Linked DNA regions of Homo sapiens: region 2 is linked to region 1. The links are chromatin loops, found by intact Hi-C in ENCODE. Cell type or tissue: heart right ventricle. All regions are shown on one strand. Each heading gives the region's core, and the rest is flanking DNA. Links, peaks and the distances in the headings are about the cores only. Region 1 overlaps DACH1 (dachshund family transcription factor 1). Region 2 has its middle 230 kb from the start of LINC00348.

Evidence for each region. Hi-C counts contacts between places; a loop is a spot of excess contacts. Peaks named below come from ENCODE experiments on the same cell type or tissue, not always from the same donor. Only the 100,000 strongest peaks of a DNase experiment are listed, where the experiment ranks them.
Region 2: a loop joins it to region 1, with 2.4 times the contacts of the local background. A loop is called at or near these places in 8 of 110 quality-filtered maps.

What each region holds. Positions count from the first base shown.
Region 1 is chr13:71,460,277-71,469,392 of GRCh38, reverse strand. The region is part of intron 10 of DACH1 (dachshund family transcription factor 1); the gene reads left to right. Among named protein-coding and RNA genes, the nearest start is that of DACH1, 400 kb to the left of the region's middle. In heart right ventricle, for the core only: no CTCF peak of the experiment used is centred there; no DNase peak of the experiment used is centred there; H3K27ac peaks cover 1,012 bases.
Region 2 is chr13:71,235,801-71,244,916 of GRCh38, reverse strand. No RefSeq gene overlaps it. Among named protein-coding and RNA genes, the nearest start is that of LINC00348, 230 kb to the right of the region's middle. In heart right ventricle, for the core only: a CTCF peak has its summit at 3,817 (motif pointing left); no DNase peak of the experiment used is centred there; H3K27ac peaks cover 734 bases.

The DNA of each region.
Region 1 (9,116 bases), core at 671-8,670:
ATGGGAATTTACATCTTTGAGCAAGCTTTTTTTTTTCTTAAATCAAATATGCTGTCACTCAATGAATTTCCTAGTAATACATTTTCTTTCATTTAGACAGGTATATTAATAGTAAGTGGAAGTATTTACTCATTAAAATAGTTAGGTGGATTGGGAACTGAAATGTATTGAGCCTTTCCTGTGTATTCTAATTTAAAGGCAAGATCACCTAAGATCAGAATGACTGATTAACTTTCTCACAGTCACACTACTAGTTAATGGGGTTTCTGGGTTTCTGGCATTGAATCGAGATTTATGACTTCAAAGTCCTTGTTGCTTCCACCAAAACTTTTTACCCAGGCTTACATGTCCCTTTTATAAGATAACCACTCCCAACCACATCACTCATTTTAGATAGTTAGCTTGTTGCCTCTTAATGACCAAAAAGTCCAAAACAGTGTACTGCCAACGAATGATATACAATTGAAAAAATGTTTCCTTTCCTGCTTTTTACTTTTTCATCAGCCATTGTGCCTATATTATGTTTATAGACACTTCTAGACACACTGGGGGAAACCCCACTCTAAGCAAAGAAAATAAAGTGACAGTGAAAAAATTAAGACAGTAATCATATTTAGAGAAAAAAATCTACAACTTAACATGTAATGAATTTATGATAAATTTACAATGTCAGCGACAGATCCAATTTTGATTTAATATATGACATTTGGTGAGCCCCTTTGTTTCTTTTGACGTATGCATTTGAATAGAAGTTGCTAAATGGTATCCCAAGACTTTCATACTTTAACAGCACTAAATTGTATCCTACTTATACTTACCACTTTTAAGATCTTTATGAAAGTATTGTTCAAGTTTGATTGTCATATAATTGTTAATGCACATTTCAATTTCTAATATGACTTTTAAGATCGGTGTGGGAATGGGGGTTCCTTAGGCACTTCTATGGAAGCTAATAGTTAAGAAATGCTAGAAATCACATCTAGACTGAAATCTCTGCCCCATTGTTTCCCCCACCCCTTTAGCAATAGCTTAACCTCAAAAGGTCATTGTGAAGATTAAATAAAATAATCCATGTAAAGCACTTAGCACATGCTGGGCAATAGTTTGTATACAGTTAAGTTTTAGATGTTAGTATTAAATTTTATTATTACAATATATTTACTACAGGTCTTGGCAATTGGTAAACACTGAAGCTGTTATTACTTTTAATATGTAATTTACTTTTCCCTTTTTGGGAAATCGACTTGTGTTTATAATACAATGTTGAATTATTCCCATAGTAAAGTGTTTGTGGAAATGTCCAAGAACTTTTTAATGTTACCTAACCACGTTTTCCATATTTAAAAGTGTCTTTATTTAGATTGAAAAGGGGGATGTGGGGGAGAAGGAGAGGTTTCTTAGAAACACAACAAACAAACAAATCAGGACTAAAACTGTTTTCGGGGCTGCCTGCACTGCATATTGACTATTGATTAGTCATTTAGAAATAAGTAATCACCATGGGTATTACCTTAAACCATTTTTCTCGATCTTAAAATATAAATATTAGAATTATGTTACTATGAACAAAACAAAACAATAAATTTCCCTCTAGTCCCTTGGCACTGGTTTCTGGTGTTTGGCAGCATTTCTATAAAGCTAATCAATTTAAGATGTCACTGATTAAATTGAACAAAAGGTGATATTGATTGTAGGCAGTAAGCAATAAACGGACTATTGTTCTATAGTTATTATAGGTCATTGTTAACTACTCATTTAACTAGACAATCAGTTATTAATATTAAACAGAAAGTTTTAGCGATACCCATAAATGTTAACATTTTATAAAATTTTAGAATTTTTTTTATTTCAGCATAAATATTTTATTCTTTTTTATTTATTTTATTTTATTATTATTATACTTTAAATTTTAGGGTACATGTGCACAATGTGCAGGTTAGTTACATATGTATACATGGCCATGCTGGTGTGCTGCACCCATTAACTCGTCATTTAGCATTAGGTATATCTGCTAATGCTATCCCTCCCCCCTCCCCCCACCCCACAACAGTCCCCAGAGTGTGATGTTCCCCTTCCTGTGTCCATGTGTTCTCATTGTTCAATTCTCACCTATGAGTGAGAATATATTTTATTCTTTTAAAAATATATTTTAAAAAGTAATACTGTTTTTTAATGTAACTGGATATGCTTGAACTCCAAATGCTGAAGGCCTCTTGTGGGTTTTTGTGGGAAATTACTTCTTACATAAATTAAACTATACGTGATATAGACATAGTAGGCATTGTTTAAGTATGAAGCTGCTCAAAATAGTAATAGAATGTAACTCATTATAATTATTTACTATGTAAAAATATTTAAATACATTATTTTCGTAGAGCTAGTTTTCTAAACTGGTCCTTACGAAAAAGAAACCATTGTTATTATATGTCTGTGTTGGGACATTTCATGAAGTTTTGTGATGTTATTTCAATTAGACAGAGAAAATTTAGGCATAATGATTGAGCTTAGTTTGTAATATATCTGTTGTCTTTTTTTTTTTTTTTTTTTGAGACAGGGTGCTGCTCTGTCACCCAGGCTGGAGTGCAGTGGTGCAATCACAGCTCACTGCATCCTCAACTTTCCAGTCTCCAGCAATCCTCCCACCTCAGCATCCTGAGTATTTGGGACCACAGACGTTGTGTGTGAGAATGCCCAGCTAATTTTCATATTTTTTGTAGACACAGGGTTTTGCCATGTTGCTCAGGCTGATCTCGAACTCCTGAGCTCAAGCGATCCACTTGCCTCGGCCTCCCAAAGTGATATGATTACAGGCGTGAGCCGCCGCACCCTGCCTGGCATCATGTTTTTCTAGTAAAAATAATGTAATAGGGGGTTGGCACTATGAGAGTTCGGGAGATAAATTACTTTAATCTGGGAATATCAAGAATGATGGATTGAAAGTGGAAGTTTAGAGAGGGGAAGTAGACATCGTGCAACTAAATTGCCATTAAATATTGAAACAGAGAGTTATTAACAGAAAATATAAATGTCTTGTTAGCATAAATAAAGTTGAAAAAAATAAATTAAGTTGGCTTGCTCATAAACATGTTTGTGGTTGGGCTTAAATAGTATCTGGAAGACCAATAGTCAAAAATAGTGATATATGGAAACTGGGAAAGATATTAGCAGGGGACCCTAAAGATCAATGCTAGATCCATTTTGATTTAACATCATAATTAGTAGCATGGAAGAGTGGTTAAACAGTGCACCGGTGAAATTCACAAGTGATCCTAATTTAAAAGTTGTGACACATCTCTGCGGTCAGTATAAACATGCAAAATAAACTTGGGGAATTTAGAAATTTAAGGAAGAATGAAATAAGATTACCTTTGTAAGAAAGAAAATTTAATTTTAACATCTGTTTTTAAAGAATATTAAGAAGCTCAACAAATATCAATGATAGTATATGCCCACTTACATCTTTTTATGGTACTATAGTAACAACAATTAGCTGCGGGGCTGAGGGGAGTATCAGACAAGAGGTAGAAAAATCAGCTGCATTTAAATTTCATATATGTATTTGTACCGATGATACTTTTTACTACTATGAATTCCAAATAACTAGGAAGTTGCTTTTTCATTATAGTCAATACGTTAATTTTTAAGCATTTTTATACAGTATAGTATTATCTTCAGATTTATGAAAAATATATTTATAAGGTTTTGCTTTGAGTTTTTTTAACCTTTATTATCAAGTGAAAAAAATGATGGTTCAGTTGGAGCAAGTTATCCAATTAACTTGTTCATCAAACATCATCACAACAAAAAATGTATATAATGACTACAAAAGCTGAAGAAGGTTATCATTTAGTAATATAGATAACAACTAACTCTAATAGTTCATATTCACAAAGCCTGCTTCCTCTTTTTGTATTCATCCCCCATGGTAAGGATATCCTAGCCATCTTAGAGAAACTTTAAGAAACACAGTGGCTTCTTTAAGATAGAGCATAAATACAATTAATTTTTTTTCTGAGAAATGTTATACTTCAAGAGTCATAAAAGTGATCTGAAAATATTTAAGTAACAGAAAAAGAACCCCCATTTTAAATCTGTTCATTACAATACAGATTTGTATGAGCAAAATAAAAAATTGGTATACAAATGCATGGTTATGGAAAGTGTGTTATTAATTTGATAGCATGTATATATTTAGACATTCTAAGCATATAAACTCTTTGATATAAATTCTTCTTTAGAAAAAAACATAATCATTTAAACTATAAATATAAAAATGCTTATAGTGCATTATCCTACCTCCCATGGTTAGGGACAGAATGCAGACATGCCACAATAATGTTGTTTTATTTCTACTGTTCAAACCATATTAATGAGAACATCATTTTGGAGAACTAATTATTTCTATTTGTCTTGTGTCACACTTTCTAATTCCCCTATATTAGCACAGCCAAAGCAAATTAATTGCTTTTCCAGTAGTTGAACCTTGTCCAAGAATGAGCTCACATTCCCTTCCAGTTTCCCTGTTTCTGGGAGTGCATTGTGTCAGAAATTTCTCTTGATACTAAACATAGTCTTGAGAATATCTTTACAGATTTCTGTGTGCTCACTTGATGAAATTTCTAAGTTTAAGTGACCCGCCAAGAAAGATAAAGTTCTTAGCTGCAAGATTATACATCAAAACAGTTAAAGTGAAATTAAAATTAAATGAATGAATCTCACTGAAGCAAAAAAAGCAGTAATTAATGGTTCCCTTAATTGTCTTCATAAAATATTTGCATGGGTCTAATTTGCATAATTTGCATGTATTAATTAATCTTTCAAAGGAATTTTGTGCTGAGAGAAGCCAAAAAATCTCTTTGTTTTATTTAAGAGCTAATGAAATATTTATCTTCTTTAATGAACTTCTCATCTTCATTAAAATAAAAATTGCACAAGTTTGTATGTTTTAAATGTTTTTATAATTGAAGTATTCAAAAAATCTCTTTAGTCTTACAACAGCTGAAAAACAAACATATTATTTTGCATTCAGTATCATTTTAACAACAGCAACACTTTAAAATAAAGAAAGTTCAATTTCACTTTCTCAAAGATGGCAAATCATATGGCAAATACATACAGCGATTTAGTTTTAAAAATAAGATTTATAAAGACCAGCTCATTTTTTTTAATGACAATGTTATTTTTATGGCTGAAATACTGGGCAATTAGAGGGTATGGGTATTTTTCTCATCCATATGAGAAAAATCAGAATGTTTAATTGTTTGGGAAATGGTTCATTGGTTGAAAATATTTTAGCTGGTTAAAAGAAATTAGTCTGTAAAAATCTATTTGTTATTATTAACAACTGTTAGATTGACTGACAGTGTTTCCTGGCAGAAACTACACAGTTCTAACTTTATTCTAAATCTATCTGCTAAAGAATTGCAGCAGGAGTTTCTCCTCTCACAAACTAAGAGATCATAATGAAAACCAAGAGCCGTGCCTTGGAAGGGATGAAATCCAAAATCTCATCAAGTGCCAAATAGTATACGTTCAAGGGAACTGAGGAGGAATGGAAGGAGAGAGCCTGGAAGTTAAAAAGACATAAGGGAAAGGATATTGGTGATCTCTTAATGGGATTGTTTTTGACACAGCAGTGTTTCAGGATATTACCAAAAAAGAACATCATCTAATACTTCCAAAGCAATTTAAGGTTTACACAACTTTTTTACAGGCATTATTTTTATTGATCTTCACAGTAAACCCATTTTATATTTGACGAAACTGAGGTACATAGATGTAAGTCACTTGGACTCAAACTGTAAATCCAGAATCTTTGAGTTCCTTTGTCTCCATACGCCTTGCTTCCTACGTGACAGCAATCTTTTTATGTCATGAGAATTTATGAAGTGGCTGTGAGTGACTAAATGTTAAAGTAGATAATGAGGGTGGCATAAATTTATGAGGATTAAGATTCAAAATGCAAATATATAGTCTTTCTATGTAAAGTTTAGTAATGTGATAAAATCAATTAAATTGACTTTAAGTTTCCTGTAGGATTCATCTTTAGTAAAAAGGCATTTTCATTAGCTTGCATTTTTCTCAAGACGTTTTCTCTAAAATAAAACAAAGTTTAGTTTTCTCTAAAATAAATTCACTAGTTTACAGGGATAATTAATAAATCAGTTACACAATAAATGCCAATACAGATTTTATTTTACTAATATCGATAATGTATTTAAATAACTGGTTTTAAAATGAGTAAAATTAACATTAATACAGTTTAGTGCTAAGAGAGTAGTGCTGAACTGAGAGTAATAGTCTAGTGTCAATACTATCATTCATTAATGTTGTGACCTTGGTAACTCACTTTAACTGCTAAGTCCTGTTCTAACACTGATATTTTTATTCTGTCAAAATGGCAAAGACATCTACTTTGTTCACTGAGTATAGACACACAAACACATGCACACACACGCATATGTATTCATGGTTTATGTGTGTGTGTGTGTGTGTGTGTGTGTGTGTGTGTGTGTGTGTGTAGATAGATAGATTCTAGACCTGGAATTCCTGGGTTCAAATTCCCATGCTGCTGTTAACTGTATAATACTAAGTATAATACCAAGTGTGTAAATTACACTGTTTGATGTTTTGGGTTCCTAATCTGTAAAACAAAGATGATAATAACATTTTATTTGTGAAATTGTTATGAAGATTAAATGAATTAATACACGTAAAGAAGTTAGAACAGTAACTGGTAGAGGCCGAGTGTTGAAAAGATTTTGCTATTTTTACAATTATGCACAAATTTAATGTAATAGTAGTTGAAATTGTGTTTATTTTTGGTAAAAATTAAACATATCTTGCATTCTCCTCAGTCAATGATTTTTTTTTTCTGTATGTGATACATAGCTGTTCTTTGAGGCATGATTGAGCTGGAAAATGAAATAAATATTCACCAGATTTTCCAGAGCATTTAAAAAATTCATGACATGGTGTGAATTTCAATAATTACATCAATTAAAACAATATAGCACAAGGAGTTTTATTTGCAGCTACATATTATATATAATTATTTATCTCTTTCAGAATAAAAAATAAACTAGTTATTGTTGGCTCAAATTTAAGATGGAAGCATTAGAGTGTCTTGATTTTTCTATTATATTTGGCAAATTTCTCCTAATATGATTTGTATTTTCATATAGTGTGGAGTAACTGCAGACTCTTCTAATTCATATATAATCACACTCCAGAGATAGTAAATCTCCAAACATAGTTCCACTTAAGCTTACTAATTACACCTATAAAACGATGAATGATGGCTACAAATTATTGGATCTGACTTTCATTCTTTATTTATTTCTCCCTGGGAGAAAGAGTGCTGGATGGGGAGATTTTAGACCATAAATTATTTCCATACATATTCAGGTGTGCTATGTTTAACTTTGATTTCATACCCTGGTTTAACATTTACATTTAGTTCATAAGGCTTATGAAGTCATCTTAACAGAATTAAGAACTAATTATTTGATTTCTATGGTAAAACAATATTATATTAATAATTTTGATGTCTTTATTTTCTTAGTGGTTTATACTGGTTAATATAGTTTTAGGCCTCTCTTGTTCCAAAGTATCATTGTCTTTTGACTGTCCTTACCAAATTTCTCCAGAGAAGTTATATACAATTTCACAACCTGGGCCTTATTCATAGTTAAAGGATAGTGATTTGGAGAGAAATTTCACTAATGAGAAATGTAAGATAGCAAGAATGGAAAGCACTTTCCTCTTCTAAACCCAATAGATAGTAATGAGTGCCAGCCAACCCCAATGGGACCATAAGCCCAGTAGTACCATATTTATTCTCTAAAGGAACTCCAAATACATATTTATATGCAAAGTTGCAGATTCTTAAAAGCAATGTAGAAGCCTGAGTATGATGCGGGCTTATTTATGTTCTCTGATAATAGTAAGAGAGATTTTTTAAAACCTCTGAATAAAAAACAATTATAATACAGCATAAACAAATTTGAAAATAGCAGTTCAGTCATAAATAAAGGAAAAAGCTCCCAAAGCTCTTTTGAATGAATGCGATGACTTCTCCTAACTGCTTTGAATTCAGACTTACTTTTGAGATAATATTTTGAGGGCCATCTTCCTACATCTTCTTTTACATTTATGCCATTCAGATTAACACCATTGTGTTAGGCACTTAAGTGGTATAAATATTGCAAAGGATAAAAATGCCCAATATTTTTATTATGTAAATTCTAATTATTCTTCTTAAATGATTTGAAGGAAGAACATTTAAAGAAATTGCAGAAGATGCCTTAATTTAAAGGGTTGATTTATTATATAATATAGTAGCTAATAGGCTTGTATTTCCCTAAGAGTTCAGGACCTAGCCTGGTTAATGTGTCAAAGTCTCAATTACAGAAAATAGTGAAGTAAATGTAATAGATAAGAGAAAAATATGTTAATGGAATAAAGTCACAGGTTTACTGTTTATCCTTTGGAATACATTTCTTGTAATTCTTCATATCTTTGCTGGAGGAGACCCCATTGAGGTTTGTAACATATTTGCACTTACTTTCCAAGGGTTACCAGCAGTGGAGTCAAATGGGACTGGAATAAGCTTTTTCTCCATGTTGTTTCATTATTCATAGATATTTTATTGTAGTCTTGTAATGAGATTTTAAAATACAGGCCAAATTCAACCAGTGACTTATTGCTCCTTTTTACACCCACTAATATAACAAATGAAGGCAAGTAGCCCTAATGCTTTGACTGGTTTGGTTTCAAACTAGACAGAAACCTCTTCACTGGCTCCCAACAAGACAACCGTGTCAAGCCCAAATCAAGGGCACAGGATGGGGCATCAACACCACCCAATCATCCACCCAGAAAACATGTAAATACACTGAAGAATATGAGCTGTCATGTTAAACAATAGAACAAATCTCATTTTGATCAAGAGCTGGGAATAGTATTTAGCTTAGTTTCTACATTTCCTCATCTCGTAATTTCACACTCACCACAAGAGTCTCAACTGACTAATTCCAAAAACACTGATAACATTTATCTACACAGTGAAAATGTTATGAAATTAATGCTTGAGTGGTTATAAATCAACACAGGAA
Region 2 (9,116 bases), core at 677-8,676, 220 kb after region 1:
AAGGTTTCGAAAGAGGCGAAATCGGGGCCACTATGGGATTCTCAAGTTCATGGAAGAAGGAGCTGAGGAGTAGTTAAGAGTAAACCATTTCCAGGGTGTCCTGCTTTATAATCCCATGTAGAAGTTCCATCCTGGCCAGAGAAATGTCAATGATTTATCGAGCCCCACTCTCTGGTGGGGGTAGCCACTTGGATTTGACTGAAACCTATGCAAGAAGGGTACTTCTCCAAAACATACTCAATGCTTTTACCACAATTCAATGTGGTAAAAACAATACATGTTCAGAATAGCTTCTGAGGGTTTTTATTTTTTCCTAAGGTAGCATACTATGCTTTTAGTGTTTCAAAAGTATGAATATCATGAATATTTGAAAACACTTAGGTCCATTGTAAGAGGCTATGTTGTCCTTACAACTTCCTTTCATGTTTAAATGCCAGGTGTTAGGGAAAACTTTTATTTGTCTTATTCTATCAAGATGAAGGTCACATTTTTATGACCATTGATGTCACCCTGTTTTCCATCTTATTCCTTGTATATTTTCAGGCACCGTGGCCAAAAATGAAAAGCACTTCCCTTTGTTTTCCTACGGGATCCCATAGCATTCTTATACCACAATAGTGGTCAAGGATCCAAATGACTTTTTCCTACTGTTAATCTGGCAGCGAAAACTATTTCATTTCTACAGAAGCAATTGCAATCTAAATTGCTTTTTGATCCATAGATACATTTATTTTCCTGTTTTCTTTTTCTTGCTATTGTTTTAGTTTTTCTCTGAAAACACAAAAGTAATACGGATTTTAAAATTCACCTCTGAAGAGAGGGCACACAAATATGCTTTTTGTATAAACTGGGTTAACATTTACATTTACAAGTCAATTCTTTCATATAGGTTTTCTATTTCAGCCAGAAATGATAAGCAGAAACCTACAATATGACCTAAACAATATCACCAACATCACACTTTTTGTTTTTCCGTGTAATTTTTATTTTAAGTCAATACACAGAACCTGATATTTTAAAGAGCAGTCTCGGGTTTTTTTCAACTGCTTCAGAATACATTTTTATAGATGAAGATTTGATAGCTTCATGGACTAGTATTACAAACTTGTGAAAAATCACAAGGAAAGCCCGAAAGGTAAAATAACTCTCAGTGACTTAGCTGCACTGGTAGCGAGCAGTAGCTTTTGACCTTGGACCCAGATCATGCTAAAGAACCAGTGGTTGTTAGAAAAAATGAATTAAGGAAATGTATGAAATCTATTTATAGGCAAAAGCACAGATGACCAGGGCCTGAAATACATTGGTCACATTTCTCAGTGTTAATATCTTTGCTGTGGTAAGTTTTTTGTCAGGATGTCAATTCTGCTAATATGATCTCTGTAGAGCCTCATAGCACAGCTGATGAAGAGTTCCTTTAGATGTGTATTTTCTTTCTACTTATCCAAATTATATAATGTAAACTCCAAGCTATCAGGAAAATTAGCTGAAGTAAATAAAACATTACTGTCTGCTAAAATACTTTTTGTATTCTCTTTAGTGTTAAAAATATTTCAATTCATGATAAATATAATATCTTTTGCAGATATTTATGAAAATGCAGACAAGCAAATTCCTTTCATGGTCAGATAGATGATTATAAAAAACAAGACTAAATTCAAACAAATATGGTTGGCTGGATCACAGTTTGAGTGAGGTCATAACCCTGAACAATTTTCTTAGATAATATCATCAGTAATACTTCTAAAATAAGGGCTGAGCATTCTTTACAAAAGGTCACAGTTTATAGGAACAATAACCTACAATAAAACTGTATATATATGACCTTCTTTGTTGGTATAAAAGCAGGATTAGTTCATAATTGGCCCACGAGCTTCGAGAAGGTACAAGGCAGAACATGAAAATGTTGGTGTGCTAGACGTAAGCCTGGATGATTTGAACGGAAGAAGAGGTCCCTGGTAGGGTAATAATAAATATTTGCGTTAGGTCATGAAAAGGGTAAGTGTCCCTTCTCACTTACCCTTTTCTAGTTGATAACTAAATTATTCTCACACTCTTAGTTTAGAAGGACAATTTCTGGAGAAGTAAAATCACACCAATTCCCTGAGATGGATCTGTTTTCTGAATAAATGCTGTTATTGTCTGTTATTCTCTTATTCATTTTTTTCTAAGATTCAGTATTTACTGTTGACTGTCTCCACAATTTTCAATTTAAGCACTGTCTCTCTTCTCCTCTCTCCACACCGCTACCCACCCCCTGTATACGTGTGTGTGTGTTTAATGTGTGTGTGAATGTTTATATTTAAGGCGTTAGTGAAGTGCCCAAGTCCAGAGTCACCAGAGCCACATTTTGCTTTTGTCAGAAGTGGTGTAGGACCTTGAAGAGCATGTTGAAAATGGTGTAGATAGAGAAGCTCCCTGTGTAGATTAATTCAGTGCACAGCTGGGGCTGGGAGGGCAAGCCCATTCTAGGGAATGAAGAATGGCCGATCAGGGGTGGAGCTGCCCGCCTCCCTCTCCACAATGTACTAATCCTCAATTTGGCACTGCTTTAAAAGAAAAGAAATCTAAATTGAGGCCAGCTGATTTCTTACTGAATCAGCCAGCTGGATGTGGAGCCAATTTCCGCAGCTTCCACGCTGTGGTAGCCAGGAAATATTTTAATTGAAAGAACTCTATGTTGACAAATACCAAAGACAACCTATTTATAACTTTTAACCAATATTTATGGAATTCCCTGATTTAATAACATATTCCTTTAAACTCAATTACAAACTAGAGTAATTGTTAGTCTAGAACCAAAGCTAAATGATGTGCAAACAAAATACAGCAAAAGTAAAGAAAAAGGAAAGAAGAACTAGTGAATGACGTACACAAATCAACAGGCATGTGTAATTGAGGTTGATAATATACATATATTCAGCAAAAGTAGTTTCAAGTCACGAGTAGGTGTGATTTTTAAAACACTTATAGTTTAGAAGATTTAATATTATACAATCAGTGAAGGTATCTTTTTAAGCACTTATAGTTTTAACAGCTAGGTATAAATAAGCATATTAGGTAGAGGTTTTTTGTTTTTTGTTTTTTGTTTTTTTGCTAGCCAATCTGAATGATTTCTTATTTCTTCCTCCTTTAAAGTGAAATTAGCTGTGCTTTAAATGACCCTAAAACAAAAACAAAATCCAGTAGAAATTTTCTCTCTTCCTTAACGTCAGTGATTAAAAGTGCTTAATTATATGGATGACATAATGTTATAAACTTTTAAATACATATTCTCCTTTTAAAAAATTGTGATGAAGTTTATTGACCTTGCATCATAATTAAAACTATTCAGTTTTGTAGTTGTTTTCCCATGAGTGATTTTTTAACGTTTGAAAGCAGTGCTTTGTCCTGGTAAGTTATCTCTTCTTTGTATATATTTTTTTTCTTAACTAACTCAACTTTTTACAATGTTTAATATAGTGCATGTAGTGACTTGTTTTTTTTTCTTATAATCAGAGATATTATCATAAAACTACTTTTACTCACCCAAGGAGAAGTGATGAATTAGAGAGTAAGAATGGTTTGCAACATGGTTCATTTCAAATTAAAATGGTAGCAAAGTGTAAAATTGATGATTTATGCACTTCTATTTACCTGTGAATCACATATAAAATCACACGATTACATTGGATTTGGGAAGATATTATTATCAAATTCATCTGCTTTGGAAAAGCTACTGTTGTTTTCTCCATTACTGTTACTGGTGATGGAGAATTATCAAATGTGGTAATGCTGATAGCTGTGGTGTGCTGTAAGGCAGCTCTCCCTAGTGGACACTGCTATACCCATGCTCAGCCTATGTCTCAAAAGTGAAGAATGTCCCCATGAACTTTTTGAGTATAATTATAAATAAATAAATATCAAAGTGTTAGGTATAGTGTATATGCATTTAAAAATATTGTTATCTCAAATGAAAAATTTGTTTTGTGGTAGGGATATTAAAATTCAATGTTTATATATCTCTCAAAATAGAGAAAGTATATTTGGACATCATGACCCTCCAAATTAGTTATTTATTGAAGTAACTAATATAAAGTGACAAGAGAAACATTTTACATTATTGTAGGAGAGATAAGAGGAATATTGACCTTCATGAAATCTGGAGTAAAAACATTAGCAAGTAAAACCCAAGTGTAAATTTAAAAAGAAAATGGTGGAGAACTGTTGGGAATTATTTAATCATAGAAGAATGTGCCTGCCACAGAATTTCATAAGTAATTTTATTGGAGAAAAAGATCCACCTCATTACTCATTATCCATTCTTATGAAATGTTCATCCACATGCACAATGATGCATTTGTAGACTTACACCCTCTTTGAAAAAAAGGCATTTTGCATTTAAATTGCTCTTCCATTTCTAAAGTAGCTGTAAGGAGGAGAGTGTGAGCCTCAAAAGAATAATATGTAATAAAAATAGCTAAAACAACATTGAACATAGTTTGAAACAATGCATTTTGTTTTAATTTATAATAATTAATTTATTAGATTGTTTTATTTTGATTCCATAAAGTTATGGACAATAATTATAGGGGGAACAACCTCTCATATAGTACTCGAGGCAAAGTGATAGATAATGGTCTACTGTCTCTGGGAGTATAGTCAGCAAGAAAAAGGCCCATTAAGCACATAATCTATGTCCATTTATGGATATTCACAACTTCTCATTTAAAAAGTAAGAAAAAAAAAGACAGACATAAAAGCAGAATCACTCCATCCGCAACCTTCAACACCCATCTAATTGTTTTTCATTCCTGAAAACCTTAACCTTTGTTCTGAAAAAGCACGTAGAAAGGAATTACCCAGCTTTGTTTCTATGTCATTGTTAAGGGAAGTGAGATGGTTGTTCTTAGTATTATTTTAGGAAAGTGGGAGCTCCATCAGCCCTTAGGGCTATCAAATAGGGTTCAACCAGCAGAGTATATATATGCTTATTGACTGGTGGACCATTTGACCAAATCTATGAATAAGTAAACACTATGTAAAGAAAGGGGAAATTCCATCTCCCAATCCACCTCTGCCTCTATGTAGGTTTTTTTTTTTTTTTGATCAATTTCAATTAAAGAAGAGATTAGAAGAACAAGATCAGGATTAAAGATGTAACCTCTCATTCAAAGTAACATGGAGGTCTCCAATTAGCATATCATTAAAAAAAAAAACAGGAAACATAGTATTCATATTGTGAAAATGCTCATTATTTAAAATTTGGGGCCAACAAATGTTTACTAAAAAAGAAGATAGAGAGAGAGAGGAAAGGTTGAGGAGGGAGGGGAAAAAATAGAAATATTTTCGGAAGAGGAAACCAGCACTCACTGGCCTGCCGTGGATTAGCCAAGATCTAAACCTTCCACAGATTTCTGAGGTGGTAATTCTCATATGGAGAAATTGAGAAAGGAAACAAAGCAGTTTCCTCATCACTTAGAAAGACTCAGGTGACTGAGGTGTGAGCACTCCTTAAAAAGGGATTTTTTTCCTCTACGTGGGCTAAAAGGGCACATCTGCAAAATAGCTGCATGAAAGTAGAATGTGTTCCGGTGTACACATGAGCAGGAAAAACATAATGCACTAGATAGGCACATTAGAAAAATAATTGTTACTGCTCCTGTGAGAAGACTTCTCCATCCTGTGTTTATGCCAAACTCTCCTTTTCAGAGGGCAGGTTGGCGTTAAAAAAGAATCACTGATGTTACATATGTGTATGAAGTCTTGGGTTTCTCACTTTCTCCTATACTTTACTTTGTATGAGGTTAAAAAATTAGCATTTTATCATCATATTAAACTTCATTATCAATGTGTATTTCCTGATTTAATTTTTAATGATTTTGAATATGAGAAGTAATGCAGCAAGTGAGCTTTACTTTATATTTGTTATACATACATATTAGCTATTATTGAATAATTTTCTTTATTGTCATTGTTAGAAAATTTAGAATTGTTCAATAATTTCTTGATATTAGATTACTAACTATATTAATATGCTTTTCCCAACTTTTAAAAAATAGTACTTGAATTGCAAGTATAAGAACGTGGCATACCTTCAAAGTAACTACTTAGACGACTATGACAATACTCTTAACATTTAATATTTTAACCTGTTGTCTAAGTGTTTTTCAAGGCTATCATTTAATTCAATAATACAACTAATTCCTCTAGAAGTGCTAGATTTAGTAGTGATTTCTATATATGTATATTATTGTAATACAAGAAATTGTAGCATTTCTTATTTTTTCAGAAATGCACATTTCATTTCTTATAAGTACTATTTACAACAGTAGGCATATGATAATCTTTAATAATATTGGTATTATGCAGGTTCAATTATCTGTGTTAAATATGGCAGCAATAGAACCAAAACTCTGTTCACCCACAGAGGAGTAACTCTTCTTGTCATTAAAAACAAAACAAAACAAAACAAAACCTGCCTGATAAACTACATGCTACATTTTCTTTTTTTTCTTTTTTCTTTTTTTTTTTTTTTTTGAGATGGAGTCTCGCTCTGTCGCCCAGGCCAGAGTGCAGTGGCGCGACCTCGGCTCACTGCAAGCTCCGCCTCCCAGGTTCACGCCATTCTCCTGCCTCAGCCTCTGGAGTAGCTGGGACTACAGGCACCCGCCAAAGCGCCCGGCTAATTTTTTGTATTTTTAGTAGAGACGGGGTTTCACCGTGTTAGCCAGGATGGTCTCGATCTCCTGACCTCGTGATCCGCCTGCCTCGGCCTCCAAAAGTGCTGGGATTACAGGCGTGAGCCACCGCGCCCGGCCCTACAGTGCTACATTTTTATTCCCGTGAAAAAATTTCCAGGTGTTCCCTAAATGAGCTGTATCCTTTCTCAAACAGTGAAAAGCGACATGCTATATAATATGAGGTAGTGAAGCCCAATAATAGCAAATGTTATAAATATTACTAAGTATAGATGATAGCTAATTGATTAATAAAAATATATCTAGCCATTGTTGTAAGCAAGCATTATTTTTAGATATGAGTCTAAAACTTCATTTGACATTATTTAAAGGTAATATAGTGTTTCTGTTTTAATATTTTCTAAATGTCTTAAAGTCTTTCCATACTTTCGAACAAAAATTTTCAGAAAGAAAATTTAAATAGCCCTTAAGACCATGAAATTATTGAATGAATAACTTTGTTTTGACTATTAGTGACACTGGCCCTTTAAAGGGCAATAACACATAATCAGCCATTCCTTGACCATTCAAATAGAAATCTAAGTACGTTTTACAGTTGAATAGTTGCATTGCAATGTGAAATGGGGTGTATCAACAGAAATAACCCTTTTCATTTTACCTAATCCCAGGAAATAAAAGCTTTAGCTAATAATAACCCATCCTTACATTAGAAATGTAATTCTAGTAACGGAAAAATCTGAAATAGCTGACCACATACCATTCATCATAGAATGTCAAACAGCCATCAGTTCAAGAATAGAATCCAGTTGCCAAACTAGTAGATATGAAAGTACTATATTTGCAGATCCTCTCTTTGTGAGAAGAAAACAACAGTGGAGGACTCCCAAGCCCACCCGCTTTGAAATGTTGGCATTGGTGTTGGAGTCAGAAATACCAAGCACTCAAATGTATATTGGATTTCTTCCATTTATCATTTTAAAAAACTTTATCTGACACATATGTTTTGTAACCCAGCTGAATTAAAGGCGCTTCCATACAGAAACATAAAAAAGACATGTTAAAAATTATCAGCCAACTTTGAACAAGGTGATTACTGTATAACTTGAGAAAACAAATTTGCAGAAACAGCAACTATAACCACCTTTCATCTCATTCGCAAAAGGCTCATAGATTAAACCACTGAACAGTAGACTATTTGATTTTTTAATATATTTAAGTATTATTTTTAATAGTTTCTATGACATTGTTTTAATCATTTGATTTTATATGTGTGTGTGTTCTAATGACTGCGTGTGTGTGTGTATGCCAGCTATTTATTGCTTTTAATTTACTGTGCTTTAAAATAAACATGCTGACCTGCACCCATTCAATTTCCATAAAGCAGTAAGTTAATACAAATTTGTAGAAGTAACAAAAGGGTATAATAAGAGATGTTACTAAGGTTTTCCACTTTAAAATAAGATTTATAGATTAAAATTTTACACACATACATAAACAACAATTTAAGTAAATATGAAGGAAGGTAAAAAATTAAGACATTACCTACTGATTGGTAGCCTTGCCCATATCTCTATTTTTGTCTTAATCTATCTCCTCCTACCCACATGCTGGCTTCTACATTTTTTTTGGCTTTTTTTAGAAAATGCTTTTTGCATTTTAAAATGTATCTATAAATAATATGTTTTAATTTTTGCTTATTTTCAGAATCTGTAAAAAAATATGAGTCACAATTTAATTACTTCTTGTTTCCTGTTTTCCCTTTTGAAATTATGTTTGTAAGATTCATCAATATTATTGGATATAGCTCTAGCTGATCATTTTACATTGTTGTATATGTATCTCAATTTAGTTATTTATTCCTCTGTTGATAGCCATTTAAGTTTTTTCCAGTTTCTTTAACTGGAAATTGTTTCTTTAACTATTCTTATAGATGTATCCTAGAACCTGTAAGATGTATTTATCCTGGTTACATATTTGAGAGTGGAATTAATTAGGACATCTCAGCATGCGTAGTTCTTCAATATTGGAATAAAGCACAGATTTTAAAGTAGTTGTGACAATTTTCATCCTTACTAGCAACATGAGTTCCTGAGATCAAAGTTTTGACAAATGCATAAACCTGTGTAACTCAATATCTAGATTTTGAAATCTAGAAATCTAGAAATCTTTGTCATCATTCCAGAAAGTTTCCTCATGCCGTTTCCCAGTTGATGTTTAGTTCCACCTCAACAGAAGCATCCACTAATATGAATTTTCTTCACCGTAGATTAGCTGTTCCTTTTCTAGAAATTTATATAGGAGAAATTCTACAGTATATATTATTTTAGGCAAAGATATTTTTCTTTCTTTTAACTGGAATAATCAGTCATTTGGAGATTCATCCAGATATTGTGTGTATTAGAAGTTTGGTGATTTTTATTGACAATATTCCATTGTATG